Regions from separate parts of the Homo sapiens genome. Here regions 2, 3, 4 and 5 are each linked to region 1. The links are chromatin contacts, found by Hi-C or POLR2A ChIA-PET in ENCODE. All regions are on one chromosome and are shown on one strand. Each heading gives the region's core, a stretch centred on a gene start or an enhancer-like site at or near the end of the contact. The rest is flanking DNA. Distances are from core to core; before and after follow the strand shown. Region 1 holds the start of ZFP36L1 (ZFP36 ring finger protein like 1). Region 2 overlaps TTC9 (tetratricopeptide repeat domain 9). Region 3 holds the start of PIGH (phosphatidylinositol glycan anchor biosynthesis class H). Region 4 holds the start of RDH11 (retinol dehydrogenase 11). Region 5 overlaps RDH12 (retinol dehydrogenase 12).

Region 1 (2,750 bases), core at 182-2,681:
CTGGGTCATCACGCCAGCAGTCGGGCCAAGGCGCAGGGGGCGGGTGGGGGACTCGTTAACTTTTTATTTGGGTGGGCGGCATCCAAACCTAACAGTATATATTTTATCATTTTCAAGGGAGTCATGCTCCATTGCGGGCCCTTCGGTTTCGTGGCTCCCATGTCCCCCTCTCCACCTCCCGCCAAAACGGCGCAGCGTGACAAGCCATATGTTCCACTCCGGTGGGGGCGAGAGAGAAGCAACAATAAGTTAAAAGTGCCGCCTCCCTCCACCTCTTTACCTTCATTCTTACCAAAGTAACCTTTTTTCATTGTTCTAGAGTCTTGAGGTGTGTGTGGGGAGGATGGAGGAGGAGGGAGGGTTGTGGCGCCGCCCAGAATTCGGAGCGCGCGTGGAAAGTAGTGAGTTGCTCGGTGGGCTTTTTCTGGGAGGAAGGGGCATTCAGGAAGGATTAGGGTTTTCTTGACTAAAAAGTTTAAAGATTGGATGCGTGAAAAGAAACGGCACGCCTAGGCCTGGTAAAACAAACAATCGTCCCGGGTTGTGGTCTTTTTTTGCGGCGCCCCCCACCCGCCCACACCCGGAGAGCGCCGGCTGCAAAGCGAGCGCGAGTGTCGACGCGTGCGGCGCACTAAATTGTGCCGCGCTCGCCCCCGCCAGACCATGTCCTCCTGGGGAAAAAGTTTCCCTAGTCCCCCCAGCAGCGCGCCCCACCCTACGCCCCGCTGGAAAAAAAACAGCAACATAAAATCCTAGGCTTGAACATTCTGTGCGTCCCAAATTTCTAATGTCCTCGGCCTGCCCGGTTTGCCGAAGGGAGCCGAGTGTCGAAGAGAAGTCGGGAAAAGGTAAGTTGTGCAGACACTTGGGGAAGTTTCAAGGAGACCGCCAGCTCAAGATGGAAACCGCGGCCCGGGCGCTAAGGACGGGCTTCAGCTCCCGCTGGCAAAAAGAGAAAGTCGAGCCCGCCTTCCTGCCCAACAAAAAACAACAACATGACAACAAGAACCCCGGAGGGAGTGGAATGAGTGACGTCACAGCCGCGCTCTGAGGCTGACAAAGGAGGGGGCGCGCCCCTCCCGCTCTGCGCCCGCGCGGCCCCGGAGAGGGGGCGCCTGAAGCGCCGGGTAGGGAAGTCAGCCGACTTGAAACTTTTCCTCTTAAAGAAAAAAAAAAAAAAGTTGTGCGCGGCTCACAGTGGGGTTTTTTTTTTCCGCCTTCTTTTCTCGTCTCCCCTCCCCCTTCTTCCTTTTGAAAGTTTCTTCTCCTCCCCCTGCCCCCCCTCCCCGCCTGACCGCATGGCTGATTCAACTCCAGTGTCAATCAACTTCTTTTTCCTCCTCTTCCTCATTTAAATAAGTTTAAAGCTCCTCCTCCCCCCGGCCCACCAAATCTGAACTTTATAAATTGGGCTTTGCGCGCCCCAGCCCGGAGTCAGAAAGGCGAGGGGCGCCGGGAACTGGCGTGTGGGACTCCAGACAGGAGAGGCTGCGCCTTCCCCGCACCGGGACCTTCGCGACACACCAGATCCTCGCCCCTGGCTCGCGCGAACGCACAGGATGACCACCACCCTCGTGTCTGCCACCATCTTCGACTTGAGCGAAGTTTTATGCAAGGTAAAGGGGGGCGGAGCATTTGCTTTTCAAAAAGTCTTTTTCTTTTGCCTTAAGAAAGAACCCCCAAAAGTTTGGGTCTTGGAAGGCAATGGGGAAAGTGGTGCAGCGAGATGATTCTTTTCTCCTCCGGCATTTCTCCCAAGTTTGAAGGAATTTGGCCCCGTCCTTCCCACCCTTTGAGTTTCAACAGTTGCTGGCGGGGATTACATGTGAATCTGGAGGCCAGGGTTTTGAGGGGCGAAGTTTGCCTGGCAGGGCAGCCCGGGGGCTTCGGGGGGAGGGCTGGGATTGGGACAAGTTTTGGGCGATCCTGTTTTACGTAACGTGCTGCTGGATCCCAGGTTTGCTGGTCTGATCGGGTTCCCAGTCTGCGCCCTAGGTCTGTCCAGCGGCATTACCCACCCGTGGGGTTGGGAGTGGGAGGTCCCTCGGGGAAGTGAGTCTCGGGACAATGTTTTCCTCCACTCTTTGGGGGGAGCTGGGGATATGCGAGGAAGAAAGGCCAAGTTGTGATTCAAAAAGATGTTGCAGAACAAGTTTGCAGTGGGGCTTGAGTCCGCCCTAGCTCCGTTGGGCTTCTTCCCGCGATAGCCGATCGTGCAGCAAACTTTGGGGTGAAAGAGGCATTCAGGTTGACCCGCTTACCTGTGTTGCCGAGGCATTGCGGCTCATCGATTGCGGGCGGGGTTGGGGGGGGAGGTGGCGACAAAATGCTGGCTTGAACTCGAGAGTCCCGCGAGTAAGGATTTAATGGGGGGCTCCTTAAAACATGTTGCTTGTCAGCCAGTGTTGAAAAAGCAAGTTTTAAACTCGGAATGTTCCAGGACTGCGGTTTAAATGTACATAGCAAAAGTCTATGGATGTTGTTAAATTTCTTTCCAACCTCCCCCTCCCAATTTGAAAGGGTGAAGCTGCTGGGCTACTTTTTAATTGCTGAAGTGTTTTGCCTTCTCTTAACACGTCGGGTCATGTTGCTCTGTTTTCCCAGCTTGCTGCTCCTGTTGGTGCAGCTGCCAACGCCCCAGGGCTGCAGGGTTGGGGTGCAGGGACGCCGAGGAGCTGAAGAGTAGCATTTAAAAAGTTTGAATTTTTCAGCTTCCTTCCCTCCCTGCACATTCCCAAACTCCACTTGCC
Region 2 (2,750 bases), core at 119-2,618, 1.9 Mb before region 1:
AATATTTTCTCTCTGCTGTCCACATTTGCAAGGTAGAGCCGTTCATCTGGGAGATCTTTATTGTCATTTTGGATTTCCTGATTGTCGAGAAGTGTTTCTCCATGTTGTGGTGACCTGGTCTCTGTTTGAATTAAGGATTATCATGTCACAGTCTCTATACTCTGCCATTTGGCATGCATCGGTATTTTAAAGAGCACTGAACTAGGAATCATAAGAGCTGGATTCTAGTCCCATCTTTGCCACTAGCCAACATTATGAAAATTACTTTCCCTTTCTGGGCATCTGCAAAATGAGAGATCTAAATTTCACTAAATGATCTCTACCGTCCTTTCAGATCTAACAGCCTCTAAATACAAATGTTTGCCACTTAATAGAAGGACAAAATTGTTTCACTGGCTCCTCTTCAAAAGGATTTCCTTTCTCCCTATTAATCAAGGTCAGGTATCTTTTGTTGGGGAGGACAATCAGACTGGTAAAGCAGTGATCAAGAGGGCTTCTGTAAGACAACAATTAGATTCCTGCTGTGTGGATTTTTTTTTTTTTTTTTTTTGGCATAGAGATTGGATTATGTTCTGATGTGGGTCTTCCCAAGTCATGGCACTGGGGTGAGACCTTCCCTGAAGGGAGTAAACATCTCCACCATTAGTCATCATGAGCAGAGGAGGCTGTTGAGTTGGAAAGGTAGGTTTTGGACTGACTGGCAAGGGAGCCTGGCCTGGACTCTGTGGATATACTTGGATTCAAAGATGTAGTCACTTGGCAGCAGAAGAGGTACAGGGTGGAAGATGCATGGCAAAGGGCCTGAGCTCTCAGACAACCATATCTAGAGGCTCCATTGAAAGAAATATTATTAACTTTCTGGCCTTTGGGTCTTCTGAAAAGGCTGAATAAATGCAGTGGCCTGGAATCAGCCAAATTGTGGAGAATGAAGACAAGCCTCTATCAAGGCGTGGGAAGAAGTGCTAGAGGAGAAACAGCCTTCCTTGAGCCAAACAGGGTGATAGCAGAGGTGGCCAGTGAACTTACAAGAGAAAGGCAAATCTGGGGGACAAGAATTGAAGCTGCAAATCTCCAACCACCCCTCCCAAGTACAGATTCCTCCACTGCCAGCCTTAGGCGGTTAGGGTGTGATCTTACGAAAAGAATTGGCAGGCCTTCTGAGGCCCACAGAGGGGTCGTGTTTAGCAAATAGAGAATCAGCTACTCAAAGAGCCCCCGCGACACTCATGCACACAGACGGAAAATCCTAAGTGTGATGTTCCCCCCAGCAACCACGCTGAGACCTCAGGCTAAAGCATGTTGAGTTCTCCTCACTCTGGCACCTGTTTTGTTTTTGTGTTTCCTGGTGCATGCAGGGCAAAACGCCACCCACTGGCATGAGATAAAGGGAAACCAGATGAAAGGAAGAACAAGTTCATGCAATCACTGGTTTTCTTCTTATAGCTAACTCACTATAGTTTGCTTTTACCTGCTGAACAGAAGGGAAACATGGGCTAAATGGAAGGAAGACCAGACCCATCTGGGGCCAGCAGCGAGAAGGAAGAACCTACTCTACAAGGCTGCCTCACTGTTTGGGGTTGCACCGTATCCATTTGTACAGGATACGTTACAGTCCTCACCCTCAGTACCTAAGAATGTCACTTTATTTGGAGACAGGGTCTTTGCAGAGATGATCAAGTTAAAATGAAATAGTTAGAATGGGCCCTAATCCAATTTGACTAGTGTCCTTATAAAAAGGAGAAATTTGGACACAGAGACAGATACAGAGTGGAAAGATGATGCAATAAGATCTAGGAAGACGGCTATCTACAAAGCCAGTGAGTGCCTGGGGCTACCAGAAGTTAGGAGAGAGGCTTGGAACAGATTCTTCCTCACAGCCCTCAGAGGGAACCAACCCTGCCGACACCTTGATGTTTCACTTCTAGCCTCTAGAATGACAAGACAATGAATTTCTGTTATTTTAAGTCACCCAGTGTGTGATATTACAGCAGCCTTAGGAAACTAATATACCTTGCTAGTCACTGCTTTGTGAGATGGGCCCAGGAAATGGCCATTGGGTTCCTAGGGGAAAATTTTCCCAAAAGTTTGCCAAATTATTTGATTTGCTTTCAAATTTATTTCAAGAAGCAATGACATAGTAGTAAAGTGGAAGAAGTTTGGGATCTGGACAGAGCTGATATTAAGAATATTGAATGACTGGTATAGATCATAACCAAACCAAATAGGCAAACAGTATTGTACCAGCTCTGGGTGCCCTGGCTGAAGACTAATGCTGGGTCTAGAGATGCAGTCTTGAGCTGGAATCTGAGCTCTGCCACTCACTAGCACAGGCCCGAGGGCGAGTTATATGATCACCCTGGGTCTTATTCTTCCCATGTTAAATAGGAACTTTGGGGGAACGCTTATGATGATGAAATGAGATAATTAATGCACATTACATGCTTCTCACAGTGCTGGGACAAAAATGGATTCTCATAAATACTAGTTCTTTAGAAAGTCACTTATCAAATATGGTTTGCCCAGCAATGTGTACATGAATTGGAGAAAATTTCCATCTTGAGTCCTATATACAATATGTGGTACATAAACAAAGCTACAGCGTAATTTAAAGTAGATTTTCTATCTAAAGTAGATTTTCACCCACTACCCACAAGGGCAGACAGGTATCAGATGGCCAAGTCCTAGAGCTGGAAATCTGCACATGTGTGCAAATAATTGTTCTCTGTTACGCTGTCAACTTGTGACATTTG
Region 3 (2,750 bases), core at 251-2,750, 1.2 Mb after region 1:
ACCATGCCCAGGTAATTTTTTTGTATTTTTAGTAGAGATGGTTTCACCATGTTGGCCAGGCTGATCTTGAACTCCTGACCCAAGTGATCTGCCCTCCTCAGCCTCCCAAAGTGCTGAGATTACAGGCATGTGCCACCATGCCCAGCCCATCACAAGTGTTTTGACAGTCCACATAGCCACTCCTGGGCCACATCAGAAGTAAAAATGGAACTCATAGGCCACTATTACTCATGAGTTTAGTAATTTTATTATCCATTTCTTCTGCATCTCCCGCTCCTGCTTAATTCCCAGCCAGGTCTTGCCTGTCTACCACGGTCCAAGCAGTCATTTGGGAGACAGAACTCCCAGGCAGTGAAATCCAAACTCCTTACCAGACCCTACAAGACCCTCTTGGATCTGACCCCTACCTGCCTCCCCAGCTTCCAACTGTTTTCCCCACACACCAACCTTTCTCGCCTTTTGATTATTTCATTAAGCCAAGCTTGTTCCAACTTCGAGGGGTTTGCCTTTCCTGGTCTTTCTTTCTGGCAAATTCCTCCTCCAGAGCTCCTTCAGTCCTGTCTGGCTCGTCACCCTTGTAACTCAGTGTCCTCTTACTTAGAGACTTCGCCTGACTGCCCTATGTAAAGTCCTCAGTCCATCCCTGCCAGTCAGCATAGTATTGCCAACGATACTCTCTTATTTCCATATTGTCTCCTACTAGAAAGGAAGCTGCCCGAGGGCAGAGACTGTCATCAACATCGTTCACTGCTGCATCCTCAAGCACCTCAAACTACCCGGCACAGGAAAAGAGTAAGTGAAATGAATACCCGTGGGCTCTCCTTGCGGCTCACTCTGGCTTAGAGAAATCGGCTTGCCAAGCAAAAGCATGATTAAAACTGTGGGTTTGGGCTGGGTGCGGTGGCTCACGCCTGTAATCCCAGCACTTCGGGAGGCCGAGGCGGGCGAATCACCTGAGGTCAGGAGTTTGAGACCAACCTGGCCAACATGGTGAAACCTGTCTCTACTAAAAATACAAAAATCAGCAGGGCGTGGTGGCGCGCGCCTGTAATCCCAGCTACTCAGGAGGCTTAGGCAGGAGAATCGCTTGAACCCGGGGGAAGCAGGTTGCAGTGAGCCGACGTCGCGCCATTCCGTCTCAAAACAAAAACAAACTGTGGGTTTGTTTTGAGACAGGGTCTTGCTCTCTCGCACAGGCTAGAGAGCAGGGGCATGATCTCCGCTCACTGCAACCTCGACCTCCCAGGCTCAAGCGATCCTCCCGCCTTGGCCTCCCAGTGCTGGACTACAGGCCTGAGTCAACGCGCCCGGTCTAAAAACGATTTTAATCTTTCCACTTAACTATTGCCCCGACGAGGTTTTTTCGAAGACAGTCAAGGCCGGCCCGGAAGAACGCACAACCATCAGCCCCCAGCAGAGCTCTCGGCGCGCAACTGAGGCTGCGCAGGCTTAGGGCGGGGCGTGGTGACGCGGCTGCCGGAAGCGGGTCTGGAGCGGGCGAGACGGCCAGGGCCGGCGAGCGCAGTGCAGCGCCGCGCGGTGCGGGCGGCCGAGTGGGGGCGTCATGGAGGATGAGCGGAGCTTTTCGGATATCTGCGGCGGCCGCCTGGCGCTGCAGCGCCGCTACTACTCCCCGTCCTGCCGGGAATTCTGCCTCAGCTGCCCTCGGCTCTCGCTGCGTTCGCTCACCGCTGTCACCTGCACGGTGTGGCTGGCGGCCTACGGACTCTTCACCCTCTGCGAGGTAATGGCAAGTCGGCCCCTCCCCGCGCTCGAAGGAGGGGGTTCGGCTTTGGGAGGGTCTTTGGGGTCTTTGGTCGAGCCCGGACCTCTGGTCGGCCCCTCCTACAGTGATAGGACAGGAGGGCGGGAACTCACGGGTTCTGGGGACGATATTCCGCTGCTGGACAGCTCTTTAAATGACGTTTAGTGAAATGTGTGCTCCTGGATAGTACATTCCCCTTCCGTGGCTGTGCTCTGCTCCGTGGGTTCACTCAGCATACATCTAGTTCTTGCGCGACGGCCTAAAACTTTAACTGCCATGTGTTCTATGTAGTATAGGCGCGCAGTAATTTAATTCCAAGAGTTCAAGGAACTACTAAGTGGGTCTTCCTCGTCCATCCCTTCTGCTCCTCAAAGTAGTACTGCTAACAATACTTTACGTAGACTTCCACAAACTGTCTTTGCCTCCACAAGTGTGTGTGTTTATCTGTGTGTATAGATAGAGTGTTATAGTTCTTCCTAATCTCTGTTTTTCAAGGGAGTTTTTTAACCCTCCCTCCTCCCAAACCCTTCCCCAATTTCAAGTACTTTCTAAAGGTTTATGAAATTTTGGACGTGTGTGATAGCTGTGCTCAATTTCCAGATTCATTCCTGTTTTCTCTGAGCCTCAATTTTCTACATCTCTAAAATAGAATTCATGCCTGCCATACCAGCTTCATGATATTGTGAGGGTTAAATGCAGTAACTTTGTGACAGCTCTCAAATAAAAAGAATTATCCTAATTTTCAGGATAAGTTCTAGTTTCATATGTAGTGCCTGAATTGAATGTATTATCCCAGAAGTGATCTAATCAGAGCTAAGTACAGCAGGGCTATTTATTTTTGTAACTTGGATATTGTTTCCATTACTGCATCCATTCGCTTTTTTGCTGTCAAAGCGTGTTTCAGAGCATGGTAATTTAGCATAGAAATATGCAGAATTAAGACTGCCCTAATTGCAGGAAACTATCTAACTATCTAAACCGTATG
Region 4 (2,750 bases), core at 171-2,670, 1.1 Mb after region 1:
CAGTCCATGAACTCCGGGCGAGCAGAGATTATGTGTTCCTGGCTTCCTGCTGGACATCAGCACAGTGCCTAGTACACTATAGGAATGCCATAAATGTTTGTCAAATGCGTGAATGACTGAATAAGGAACAAAACAAATGAAAGGCTTTTATAAAGTTATAAAACCCAATACAAATATTAGGTAACACAATAATGAGAATGTGACAAAATGTGATGATTGCTAGGTAATCTAATGTTAAATTGGTAGGAATTAGTATTGTGTGAAGGAAACCCTCTCTTCTCCAATTTGCTATAAAATATATTAGTTCATTGGAACCCGTGTCTTTTAACCAAATGGAAATTATGCAAAAGGACCAGAAAATATTACTGGGTACAATTAAGGAATCACAGACAGATATTGATTGGTTAAAACACCCTCCACTTTCACCCCCAGGAAATAGGCCTCAGATGAAAGAAACTATTGAACAGGGAACCTATTTATTCACAGAGAACATATTCATGGCCTTAATTCAAGACAGGATTAAATACTTTCACGAGTTGGCAAAACCAACTGTGCCAATCTGAGATATTCATTGCTACCCTGGGAGTTAATGTATGTGACCCAAGCCATCAGGAAGACGATATTCTATTATCAATGAACACTCAAACACTAGAAAAATCATGATAGTTGCCACCATAATTCAAGATAGACACAATAAAGTGATTCTCCTGAGAATGTCTTCAAGGACTTATTGCTTCCTCTTCTCTGGAAAAAGGAATCCTCGAGGAGGAAGGGTTTACATTCCCCCACCTTCCCAACTGTCAGACTTCGGACCGCTCCTCTCCTGTCTAATCCGCCTTTCATTTCCCAGACGCCAACATCTGATCTCCAGGAGAAACAGTGCGGTAACTGCCTAACCAGGATTGGGGAAAACTGAACCAGGCACTGGACTTGGGTCTGGGGAGATAGAGGACTGCAGAGATTTCACAAACACCGCGGTGCCTAGTACACTATAGGAATAAGTGTACTATTCCTATAGTGTATACTTTTTTTTTTCCAGAAAAATCCCTCTGGGGTATGAGCACTATTTTCAGTTCTGGTTCAACTTTTCATTGAGATTCTATGTGGATAAGAGGATCTTGTAGTGAAAAAAAGATAAAAAGCAGTGTTTTCATCTGAGTGTGAGAAACCATGTGTGCCTAGAGGTGGGAGAACTGAGTATTCAGAAGGCAGAAAAAATAACTGAGAGCTGGGTGAATGATCCCACAGGCCCTAAGCCCTAGATGGTTGGGGATTAGCGATGTATAATTCAACTTCTGCCAGCGTTGGCGGCAGCGCTCCCACGTAGCCAGCCTGAGGCTGTCAAGCTCTGGACTACATTTCCCAGAAGGTCTGCTCCCCGGGCTGTCGCAATTTGAATTGGGGCGTGTCTAGAAAGAGAAGCCATAGTCGGCGAGCAACGCTGGAGCATCCCGCTCTGGTGCCGCTGCAGCCGGCAGAGATGGTTGAGCTCATGTTCCCGCTGTTGCTCCTCCTTCTGCCCTTCCTTCTGTATATGGCTGCGCCCCAAATCAGGTCTGTGCAAATGTATTGCCTTCTCTTGAGAATTCTTGTTGCGGGGCGGGAGGGAAACATAGAATCCCCACCAAAGCTTTCTTGGAAAACTCCCCTGGGGGGGCTCCAAGATGGCGGAGCCCAGAGTTCGGTGGGTTGGAGGCGAGGTCCAGCTGTCCTGGGTGCCAGGAGGACACCCGAGACCCCAGGCGGTGAGAAAGGGCGGCAGTCCGGGGCACACTGCTTTTCCCTGGCCTGTTTTTCTTTTGTCTAAGCACCCCCTGATTCTGGCTCCAGGGAATCCCGAGGGTAAGGCTACCTCAAACGCTTGAGTTTCGGACTCTTCAATGGGATATGGCCCGACGCTGTTTTCCCCTTATTCCCCACGCCTTAAACCAGCCTTCGAGGTACAAAGGAGCGATTCCACATTTCGCCCTCTGAAACTGATAGCAATCGTAACATCTGCGGCCCCATCCTTGCTCTCTCGTTGCTGTTACAATCGCTTGTTCTGTGGGCGGATGTTGTAAAGGAGAAAAGTGAAAAGGAAGAGTGTTTGGTTATGAGCTCTATCCTGCCTTGCGAGCAGGAGCACGGGGGATCTGAGTTAGGAGCTAGGGTACTGGGGCGGTGAGGGCTGGGAGAATGGTGGGAAGGTATTGACCAGGTGATAGATCAATCAGCCCAAGGCTGGCCAAGTGCCCCAGTGAATCAGCAGCGGGCTGTAAAACCGGCAGCCTGCTTATTGGTTCTAAGTAAATCACCAGTGGTGACGGACCAGTGACTGAATAGACAGACACACTCCTTCCCCAGGTGGGCGGTCTTAGTCCCAATAGAACTTGAAGCCAGGCCAGATCACAGTCATTTCTTACCACAGTCACCTACTTTCCTTCTTTTATTTTTATTTTCTCTTCCTTCTCTGGTGCCCCTCTTCCAGTTATATTTTTTCTGCCTTCTGAACACTCAGTTCTCCCACCTCTAGGCACACATGGTTTCTCACACTCAGATGAAAACACTGCTTTTTATCTTTTTTTCACTACAAGATCCTCTTATCCACATAGAATCTCAATGAAAAGTTGAACCAGAACTGAAAATAGTGCTCATACCCCAGAGGGATTTTTCTGGAAAAAAAAAAAATATATGTGTGTATATATATATATATATGTGTGTGTGTGTATATATATATATGTGTGTGTGTGTGTATATATATATATATATAT
Region 5 (2,750 bases), core at 131-2,630, 1.1 Mb after region 1:
AAAAACTAGTCAGGTGTGGTGGCGGGCACCTGTAATCCCAGCTACTCAGGAGGCTGAGTCAGGAGAATCGCTTGAACCCAGGAGGCTGAAGTTGCAGTGAGCCAAGATCAAGCCATTGCCCTCCAGCCTGAGTGACAAGAGTGAAAATCCATCTCAAAAAAAAATGCTTGGGATCAGAAGTATTTAGGATTTTACATTTATTTGAATTATGAAATATTTGCATTGTACTTACCAGCTGAGCATCTCAAACCCCAAAAATCTAAAACCCGAAATACTCTGAAATCCAAAACATTTTTAGCAGCAACATGCAACTCAAAGGAAATGCTTACTGAAATATTCCGGACTCCGAATTTTCAGATTTGTGATGCTCAACCTGTATGTCTTCAAAAATCTGGTATGCACTGTACACTTACAGTGCATCTCAATCTGGACTAGCCATATTTCAAGTGCTCAATAGCAACATGTGGCTAGTGGCTACCATACTGAATGGCACAGCTCTAGAGCCAGATTGCCAGGGCGTAAATCCCAGATCTACCACTTATAAGCTATATGACTTTGAGCAAGTTTCTTAATTATCTTGCGCCTCAGTTTCATGTGAAAACTTGGGGTAATATTACCTGCCTCGCAGGGTTGTGATGATTATATGAATTAATACACATTACACACTCAGAACTGAGTACCAAACACATTATAAAAACTCAAGCAACATTAGCTATTATCACTTATCCATTCCCCTCTCATCAGACACTAAGACTATTTCCAGTGCTTCACGGAATAAATACTGCACTGATGAAAAGCCTTGAACAAAGCGGGACAACAGAGCAGACAGGGCTGGATTCTGTCATGGAATGGGAAAGAGATTTCACCCTGGGCTTCCCTTTACTCCCAGACTCTAGTTGCTCATTGAGTTCATGATAAGATTCAGCACTAAAATTTCTACTTCTATATTTCAACAGATAGTGCCAATCTTGGCAGCATTGAGGGACAGAGTTCACACCGAAGAGAGAGGACGTTCCCCTAGCACTTTGTGCTAATTGGTATTTAAAAATTCATGAATCAAGTGAGCCAAAAGCTTAAAGAAGGAGAAAAACGATCCAGATCTCCATGGCATAACCAACAGCGACAGTCTTCTTTAAAAGCTTTCAGAAAGCTGCAAAGTTTTCATGGAAAAGCGGCACACGAGTATAAAATAAAGCCAGAAAAGCAACTCTTCCCAACACATAAGTTTGTACTGTAAGTTTCCTTAACAAAGCAACGGCATTCTGTTTGCAGGCCCAACCCAAACCTGGATTGCATCATCAGGCACAAACTCAGCTTCTCAGGATGAACAGCCCAGCGAGTCCGGCACCTCCCATGCACACAGGTGGTGGAGAGAACCGCATTGCCTTCACACACCTGAAGTACTTGCCACTCAGGGGCTCCAGGCCCTCAGCCAGGGCGCAGTGCAGGCTGGTCTGCGCCCCCTCCCGTGCCGTCTTGACAAAGGGGGAGAAGAGCCGCCAGAGCAGGCAGAGCAGGGAGGAGTGCCGGACCAGCTCAGAGCGGACGACGCCTGGGTGCACTGCGTAGGTGGTGACCCCGGTGCCTGGGACAAAGAGGGCACAATTAGATCAGGGACACACTCTGAGCCCAGGAAAACAGCTTATCTCCTGCAGCAAAATACACAAGTGAGAAGGAGGGACTCAGGAAACATAACCCCAGGATTCAGCAGGTACCACTCCTGGCCAGGCGGAATTTGAACAGGAATGAATTGATCTTTCAGAAAGATCTATAGCCTTCTCAGCCTTCTATGTTCCAAAAGGAGTGCCTGGTTCGAGGTCCTTCTATTTCAATGTCGTTTTTATACTGTGGCTTTAGTACTACTAATAAACATGACAACATGTAGTGAGTAGTATCAATCATTGACAGTGGTATCTTTATCATTTCTAAAGGAGGAGTTTAGGGGTAGCGATCTGATTGGAAGGTGGTGGGTAGGACTTTATTTTGAGCTGCATTTGCCTGGCAAGCACATTTCATGAGGTATAGATTGAGGGATGGTGATGCAGATTGTGGGGGATTAACACCCCCCCCCCACAAGATATCCCTGGTGCGGTCACTATTTTTCAGTACCAATTATGTGCCAGGGCCATACAACATGCTTTAAATGTATTATTTCATTTAATTCTTAAAGAGGCTTGTAAAATAGAATATTATGTTATGATACCCATTTACAACAAAGAAAACTAAGTCACAGAAAGTTTAAGTAAATTGCCTAAGGTTATACCTGGCAGGGTGCAGGGCCAAGGTCTGAACTCTGATGTAAAGTTAAAAACATGGAATGGACTGTCTGCATTTGAATCCTGGCTCAGCTAGGAACCTTCCTTGGGCAAATTTCTTAATCTGTCAGTGCCTGTCTTTTCATATTTAGAGTGGGGGAAAATAATAGCACCCACCTCACAGGAATGTTGCAAGTATTAAATGAGTTAAGATGTGTAGTACATGGCACACATAAACCTCTCAATTATTATTGTAATAGTTATTGTTTATTTTTATGATTACCGTCTTCTTCTACTGTAGGCATTCTGGAAGTGAAGATCATTGTTCCCAAACTCTGGCTTATTCACTGTAACAAATGGACCCCTAGATCCGCAGATGTCAGAGCCAGCAGCTCACCCAGTGCTCCAGGAGAGCACAGAATCATTAAGGAATAAGAACCAGCCTGACCTGATTTTACAGCTGAGAAGATGAAGTCAGGGGAGGTTAAAGGGGCA

The links. Hi-C counts contacts between places; a loop is a spot of excess contacts on that map. ChIA-PET counts read pairs that join two places held with the same protein, here RNA polymerase II (POLR2A). Pooled maps may share reads with other maps.
Region 2: a pooled map shows a loop between it and region 1 (12-fold over the local background). The contact joins the enhancer-like site here to the promoter of ZFP36L1 in region 1. A Hi-C loop is called at or near these places in 8 of 50 pooled maps. POLR2A ChIA-PET finds 5 or more read pairs at or near these places in 2 of 52 experiments (activated CD4-positive, alpha-beta T cell and activated naive CD4-positive, alpha-beta T cell).
Region 3: a loop to region 1 is called in a pooled map, with 9 times the contacts of the local background. The contact joins the promoter of PIGH here to the promoter of ZFP36L1 in region 1. A Hi-C loop is called at or near these places in 1 of 37 single-sample maps with no recorded cell type and 7 of 50 pooled maps. POLR2A ChIA-PET finds 5 or more read pairs at or near these places in 2 of 52 experiments (BJ and HepG2).
Region 4: a loop to region 1 is called in a pooled map, with 6 times the contacts of the local background. The contact joins the promoter of RDH11 here to the promoter of ZFP36L1 in region 1. A Hi-C loop is called at or near these places in 2 of 37 single-sample maps with no recorded cell type and 7 of 50 pooled maps. POLR2A ChIA-PET finds 5 or more read pairs at or near these places in 3 of 52 experiments (CD8-positive, alpha-beta memory T cell, PC-3 and WTC11).
Region 5: POLR2A ChIA-PET joins it to region 1 with 15 read pairs in WTC11. The contact joins the enhancer-like site here to the promoter of ZFP36L1 in region 1. POLR2A ChIA-PET finds 5 or more read pairs at or near these places in 3 of 52 experiments (H1, Panc1 and WTC11).

What each region holds. Positions count from the first base shown.
Region 1 is chr14:68,791,748-68,794,497 of GRCh38, reverse strand. ZFP36L1 (ZFP36 ring finger protein like 1) reads left to right here and starts at 1,431. Exons shown (of 2, transcript NM_004926.4): 1 at 1,431-1,616. The coding sequence starts at 1,560. RefSeq lists silencers at 984-1,183, 1,204-1,273.
Region 2 is chr14:70,660,214-70,662,963 of GRCh38, reverse strand. The region is part of intron 1 of TTC9 (tetratricopeptide repeat domain 9); the gene reads right to left. Among named protein-coding and RNA genes, the nearest start is that of TTC9, 20 kb to the right of the region's middle. Within about 2 kb of position 1,368, at least 8 of the 41 ENCODE cell types and tissues checked have a DNase peak (open chromatin) inside an H3K27ac peak, as active enhancers do.
Region 3 is chr14:67,599,018-67,601,767 of GRCh38, reverse strand. PIGH (phosphatidylinositol glycan anchor biosynthesis class H) reads left to right here and starts at 1,500. Exons shown (of 4, transcript NM_004569.5): 1 at 1,500-1,744. The coding sequence starts at 1,565. It also overlaps a transcript of GPHN not described here. RefSeq lists an enhancer at 1,503-1,822.
Region 4 is chr14:67,694,434-67,697,183 of GRCh38, reverse strand. RDH11 (retinol dehydrogenase 11) reads left to right here and starts at 1,420. Exons shown (of 7, transcript NM_016026.4): 1 at 1,420-1,554. The coding sequence starts at 1,481. It also overlaps a transcript of GPHN not described here. RefSeq lists enhancers at 1,103-1,152, 1,173-1,222, 1,267-1,903 and a silencer at 2,253-2,312.
Region 5 is chr14:67,728,026-67,730,775 of GRCh38, reverse strand. RDH12 (retinol dehydrogenase 12) reads right to left here. Exons shown (of 9, transcript NM_152443.3): 8 at 1,396-1,585. It also overlaps a transcript of GPHN not described here and a transcript of ZFYVE26 not described here. Among named protein-coding and RNA genes, the nearest start is that of RDH12, 28 kb to the right of the region's middle. RefSeq lists an enhancer at 953-1,583. Within about 2 kb of position 1,380, at least 5 of the 41 ENCODE cell types and tissues checked have a DNase peak (open chromatin) inside an H3K27ac peak, as active enhancers do.